Regions from separate parts of the Homo sapiens genome. Here region 2 is linked to region 1. A link is a contact called in ENCODE Hi-C or POLR2A ChIA-PET data. All regions are on one chromosome and are shown on one strand. Each heading gives the region's core, a stretch centred on a gene start or an enhancer-like site at or near the end of the contact. The rest is flanking DNA. Distances are from core to core; before and after follow the strand shown. Region 1 overlaps KCNJ11 (potassium inwardly rectifying channel subfamily J member 11). Region 2 overlaps SERGEF (secretion regulating guanine nucleotide exchange factor).

Evidence for each region. A loop is a pair of places that touch in the nucleus more often than their neighbours do. ChIA-PET counts read pairs that join two places held with the same protein, here RNA polymerase II (POLR2A). Pooled maps may share reads with other maps.
Region 2: a loop to region 1 is called in a map of ovary, with 10 times the contacts of the local background. The contact joins two enhancer-like sites. A Hi-C loop is called at or near these places in 2 of 168 maps with a recorded cell type or tissue (CD8-positive, alpha-beta T cell and ovary), 1 of 37 single-sample maps with no recorded cell type and 5 of 50 pooled maps. POLR2A ChIA-PET finds 5 or more read pairs at or near these places in 2 of 52 experiments (T-cell and activated T-cell).

Annotation. Positions count from the first base shown.
Region 1 is chr11:17,382,488-17,385,701 of GRCh38, reverse strand. It overlaps KCNJ11 (potassium inwardly rectifying channel subfamily J member 11), which reads left to right. Exons shown (of 1, transcript NM_000525.4): 1 at 1-454. Among named protein-coding and RNA genes, the nearest start is that of KCNJ11, 4.6 kb to the left of the region's middle. Within about 2 kb of position 1,626, at least 3 of the 41 ENCODE cell types and tissues checked have a DNase peak (open chromatin) inside an H3K27ac peak, as active enhancers do.
Region 2 is chr11:17,991,844-17,995,011 of GRCh38, reverse strand. It overlaps SERGEF (secretion regulating guanine nucleotide exchange factor), which reads left to right. Exons shown (of 11, transcript NM_012139.4): 7 at 2,019-2,081. Among named protein-coding and RNA genes, the nearest start is that of SERGEF, 20 kb to the left of the region's middle. Within about 2 kb of position 1,916, at least 2 of the 41 ENCODE cell types and tissues checked have a DNase peak (open chromatin) inside an H3K27ac peak, as active enhancers do.

The DNA.
Region 1 (3,214 bases), core at 377-2,876:
GGGGACTTTCCCCTCTCCTGTCTCAGGTGGCCCAGCCCTGTCAGCCTGTCTGGCCAACTCAGCCTTTGGGCACTCACCAGGCTTTGCAGCCCTGGGCTCTGTCTCTACTCCCAGGGACCTGCTGGAAGGCTGGAGTGCCCAGGGAGAGGTATAGAGGTGTCATAGGCATTAGTGTAGTAATTGGAGCACTAACTCTCGAGCCAACTGCCTGGGTTCGAATCCTGGCTCTAGCTGTATGACTTTTGTCAAGTAACTTAGCCTCTCTGTGTCTCAGTTGCCTCTTCTATAACATGGATGCTAATAGTACCTACCTCATAGAATTGTTTTGGAAGTAAATGAAAAATATGTAAAATGCTGAAGTGCCTGGTCTACAGTAAGTGCTCAATAAATGTTAACTATTGTGATTGCTGCTGAATCAGCTACATGCTGAGGAAACGGCCAAACAAGTGTTAAAGAGAGACGGTGCTTTTATTTTGCCCTTGGTCATGTTTCTTTGCCAGGTCTTTCTTTCCACACGGTGTCCCCTCCTAGCTGAGACCACGATTTTAGGGGCTGTGGCAATGCCTGTGACCTGGTCCCCTTGTCTCCATCTCACCCACTGTAGTCCATCTGCCACACAGCCTCCAGGGTGGTCTTAGAAGGGTGGGTCACCCCCCACCCTCATCATGAAATACCTTCGGTAGTTCCCCATCACCTCTGGGTCAAGGCTAGCTTCTTAGCAGCCATTTCAGGCTGTGACTGCCTCTCCGGCCTTATGGCCCACTGTTTTCTTGCCAGGAGTCTGCACTTGCCCACCCACTTCCCTAGGTACCTCGCTGTCCTATCCCTCCTGACACATAATGTTGAGCTTCCTACCTCCCAGACCTTGCTTATGTTACTCCCTTGGCCTGGACTGCCCAGGCCTCATCTCTGTCTGTTGAAATCCATAAAAATCCAGGCTGAGTGATGCCTCCTCGAAACCTTCCCTGATTTCTCTGGAAAAGGAAGGTCCCTTCCCTCTGCTGTGCTGTGGGCATTCTCCTTTTGCCTACGTTTAGGGGTCTGTCTCCCCATCCACAAGTCCATGGCTTCCTGAGGTCAGGGACTGTGACTCAGCACTGTGGCTGGCTTACATGGAGTAGGTGCTACATGAATGAACAAATGAATGAATGAATAACGGATGGATGGCGTACAGGACAAAAAGCCAGGGTTATTGCTACAGTGTGAGGCCTGCAGACAGGGCATCAGTGAGGGTCTGTCTCAGGCGGCTCCAGAGGCAGGGCCAAGGGGCCAGGAAGTTGCCGCTGCTGGTCTGAGCTCTAAGCTGCCCTCTCCCAGCACCCATGCAGTCCCCAGCGCTGATTCCCTTCCTTGCAGAGCTGACCCATTTCTGGTTTTGAGGGTGAAGGGGTGAAAGCTACTCAGAGTCAGCCCAGGATCCTAGGAGGCTGGCTCTTGCGACTCAGCTTGGCTGCCATTAAGGCCAAGGAGAAAGGCCAGACTCACTAAGGACCTGCTGGCAGTACCATCCTTGGAGCCCAAACCAGAGTAACCTTCCTCCACCCCTCAGGGACCTTAAGCTGCTGGTGAGTGTGAAGCCCACAGAACTGAGGGCTTAGCGCCACCTGCTGGCCACAGAGAAGACTTACTTCGGCAGAGAAAAATCAGGACCACTGGTCCTAGGTTTTCCACCAACTCTGAGGGAGACCCCCAGCCTTAAGGCATAACCCAGGGAGGGGCTGGAAAGCTCCAGGCATAGAGAGGCAGTTCGACCAAGCCTCCCTCCTCCGCGAAGGTGTTCTTGCCCACTGATGGTGCTACCTCCATCTGGGGGCACCCTTTCTCTATGGCACTGGCCTCAACTGGACAAAGAAGTTCACCTGAGCACTACTCAGCCCAGCAGGAACTTCTGTGATAATTTTGTTTGTGATATTCTGCCTCCAGGATTGCATCCCTTAGTCATCATGTGACAGCAGAGGAAGCAGTCTGGCCCATCCACACGCTATGTGCAGAGCTGTCTCAACTCCAGGGCCCCTGAAAAGGAGAAGGGAAGTACCATGTATCACTGTGGCCCAGCAGGACTATGAGAGAAGCACTGTTCTTCTTTGAGTTTGTAGATGAGGACACAGGGTCAGAAAGGGTGGTGTCTTAGACCATTCAGGCTTCTATAACAAAATACCATAGACTGGGTGGCTTATAAACAATAGACATTTATTACTCACAGTCTGGAGGCTAGGAAGTCCAAGATCAAGGTGCCAGTGGATTCAGTGTCTGCTGAAGGGCCTGTCTTTCCCCTGTAATCTTACATGGTGGAAGGTGTGAGGGAGCTCTCTGGGGCCTTGTTACATAAGGGTACTAATCCCATTCATGAGGATTCCACCCTCATCACCTCCCAAAGGCCCCGCTTCCAAATACCATCACCTTGGGCATCAGGATTTAACATGTGCATTTTAGGGGGACACAGACATTTAGCCTATAGCAGGAAGTAATTTGCTAAGATCTCACAGCTAGTAGGAGGCAGGTCCAAGATTTCAGCCAAAGTCTGTCTAATGCCACAGCCCTGCTCTTCCCTCCCCCTCTTTCCCCTAGCACACAGTCCCAGTGACCTAAGCTCCAGCTTTTAGTAGGGCTGCACCTTGTTCTAAGTGTCACATTCACCACAGGGAGAAAGTTGTCTCCAAACCAAGGGAAAGAGGGAAGGTGGAACTCAGCAAGCCCCTGGGCCTCCCTGAGATCCCAGATTGGAAACTGGCAGCAGGCTTGGCTGTTTTGTGACAGCCTAGATTATGTCCAGAACACCTATGGAGTCAGAACAACCTCACTGGCACTTTTTCTGGCCCACGTGCATGATGAGCCCTCCATCTTCTTCCTTCTTACAGGAAGACTGGGCTCTTTGCTTTACAGGCTCTTCTTCCAGCCAGTCAGGTGTCAATGCAGCCTGATTGGGCACATCTGCCACCCATCTGTCCCCAACTCATATCAATGGTGTGAGACATGTCCTGGGCCTCAGTCCTGAGCTTCAGAGGGAAGGCAAGCCAGGCCACCCTCTTCCTGTGTGCTAGTCTAGAAAAACTAGCCCACTCGCACACTAGAACCTGCCCAGGCCTAACGCCTGTGGATTTGGCATCTCCAGCCAATGTCACCATGAGACCCACCCGAGCCCCACTAATGTGCACCTCTGGCCCTTCTGCTGGAGAGGACTCATGCAGCTTCTCCAGGGCCCACTTTCTCTCCA
Region 2 (3,168 bases), core at 667-3,166, 610 kb before region 1:
TCACTCTTCTACTTTGTGACCGAGTTTACCCAGGCTTGGCTGTAGGAAAAACTTGTATAGGAGACTTGTAACTACTTCTTCTGTTGCCTGGAACAAATCAGGGATTTTTGAGGATGGTGGGAAGGGGTGGGGGAAGAATAGGAAAGGGTGGGTTGCAGTGGGAGTGATGTAATTGGGTGTTGAGATCATTCTAATTTTTCTAAGTCCTGGAGGTGTTCTCTTTCAGCTAGGGGTGGGCTTAGCTTCCCTGAAACCCATGGGTTGAGCTGGGGAAGGTCCTCTTAGAAAGGAGAAGGAGCATTGGATGTGGGACAGGTAGTCCACTTCACATGACATTAGAAACATGTATAATGTAAACTTGGACTTCTCAAACATTTTTGTCTTCTTCATCAAGGTATTCACTTCTCCCCAGGCATATCCTGCCTTCTCATTTCTCTGTGCTTATGGGAAAACTGTTACCTCTGCCCGAAATGCCTTTTCCTTTGTGTTCCCTCTGGGAAAAATTCTAAGAATTTTTTTTTTTTTTTTTTTTTTTTGAGACAGAGTCTCACTCTGTCGCCCAGGCTGGAGTGCAGTGGCGCGATCTCAGCTCACTGCTAGGTCCGCCTCCCGGGTTCACGCCATCCTCCTGCCTCAGCCTCCCGAGTAGCTGGGACTACTGGCGCCTGCCACCACGCCTGGCTAATTTTTTTGTATTTTTAGTAGAGACAGGGTTTTCACCGTGTTAACCAGGATGGTCTCGATCTCCTGACCTCGTCATCCACCCGTCTCGGCCTCCCAAAGTGCTAGACCTAGCTCAGATACACCTTTCTCAGTAAAGACCTTTTCTTTTCTAGTGTTCACTGCATTAACTTCACATGCATGGATAGCACAGTATACTGTTATTATGAATTGTCTGTATGTTTTCTCATATGCTGAAGATTATGAACTTTTAAAGGGTGGAAGCGGTGTGTCATTTTGCTCTATATTTTAGCACAGGACCTGTTATTAGAGGGAAAAAATGTTTTTTATTTTATTTCATTTAAACAACCTGTTTGGCATCTGTTTGGGTGGGGCACAGCTTACATTCAGAGTTGGTTTTGGGGGAGTTCCCTGATGAGACATTAGAATGGATCATCAGCTTCCAGTCCTCAAAGTCTTTCACTTTTCGTCCTCCCGTTCTCACCTCATTGCCAAAAGTTCTGGAGCTGGAACCCGGGCTGTTCCCTCCTCACCTGGCCATTAGGGGCCCAGTACTTCCTCTCTGGTGAACATGGGTGAAAACATCTGCTTTGTCCTGTTATCATTCCAGAGGACACTTGAAGGTGTGAGGGCCATTTTATTACAACAGTTATTAATTAAAAAGAAGTGTCAGAAAAAAAAGTTACAGAATAAGTCTGCGTCTATCTGCATGCTAGACTGCATGTCATCACAGGCTAGCTCCACTTTTAGCAGTGTAATTAAGGAAGGAAAAGTGCTGAATTTGGAGAAAGAAGCCCAGTTCAGAATCTGGTTCTGATTGTGTATTCTTAGGAGGCTTGGGGTTATTTAAGTGCCTGCGTTTGATAACAGCTGAGTGTATGAGATGTCATTGCTCTAGACCCACTCAACTGCTGGAGTTAGGAAATAGACACACAGACACACACACATGCACACACATTTTTACATACACACACCTATGTCTATTTATCTGTCTCTACTAGAAATCATGAATTTACACTGATTTTTCCAATTACTATCCAATATTACACGGTTGATTATAGCCTTTCCCCTTTTCATATCTATACCTTTCCTCCCCTCTTTGATAGTGATGAATCTGGCTCCTTTATCCTGAATGTATTTACTTGATTGTTCAATCTCCTGGCATGTTACCAGGCTCCCTACAATGCCAGCCATCTTCTTGGCCAGTGCTGCTGACTCAGGCCTGCCTGCACTGGCTGAGTCTCTCCCACGCCCAGGTGGTACTGGCTGAGTGCCCCCTCTCTGCCCAGTTTGTTCTGTTATAAATGTAATTCAGAAGAACATTTTTTCTTTTGTAGGTCTAGAGAATTCTAAAGCAATGTGTGTTCTTGCTGGCTCAGACCACTCAGCTTCATTAACAGGTAGGTACCAGCTCTTTCACGGTTTAACATGCCATTCAGGATTCTGTATGTGACTGCCTGAAGTGGTGATATTGAAATACAGAGGGAATGTCATAGACTTTGGAGCTAGAATTCTGATGCTACCACTGGTATGCTCTTAGGCAAATTACTTTTCCTTTCTGAGACCATCTTCTTGTCTGTAAAAGACTTTGTGGGCAGTTACGAGAATTAAATATAATACATATAAATCATGAATAGCAGACATAGGCTCACTTCCATTTCGTCTGAGTTTGCTTTCTTAACTATACAATAAGGATAATAATGTCTTCCTCTCAGGGTAATGGTGGTTGTCAAATCATGTAATCAACAGTAAATTTATATATAACATATATGGATAACACAGTGTAATATAATTATGAATTCTTTGTAGTTTTCTGATATACCTACGATTATGAGGGTAGAAGCTGCTCTCTTATCCATCTAATCTATTTTGGTGTGTATTGTAACTGTCTAAGCTCTCTACCTGTGTATACTCTCTAGTTGTCTAATCTCAAAGTAACCTGTTTTATCCATCTATATCTTTCTAATCCATTTATCAGTCTCCATTTGTGTATCTATCTACTCTGTTTACCTATGTATCTATTTATCTTTAATCTTTGTAATATCTAATCTGTGTGTCTATATATCTAACTCTAGATATGTAGTTTTGTAAATATTTTATATTGTTATATGTTTCTCTAATTTATCTACTTCATCTCTTTGATCTATCTGTTTTTCTGTCTTAACTGTTTTTTTATCCTACACTATATCTCTCTCTTTGGCTGCGCATTCATCCTTCCATTTGAAACACCGAGCCAATACAGTATAAACTGTCTAGTGACTTTTCCTTCCAAGGCAATGCAGCATTTTCTTGAAAGTGACAGTAATCCCTTCTCTTTGGCCCACATTGCCCTGACCCCTGCTGGTAGACTGGAGACTATACATCTGAGAGATTTATAATATTTTGTTTGGTAAGACCTCTCACAGAGTTGAATGTATTCTATTTTTTAAGCAAAGAGGAGGGACTTCCGTACTTAGTGTTTTATGTGGAAATTCAGGTGTGCCCATA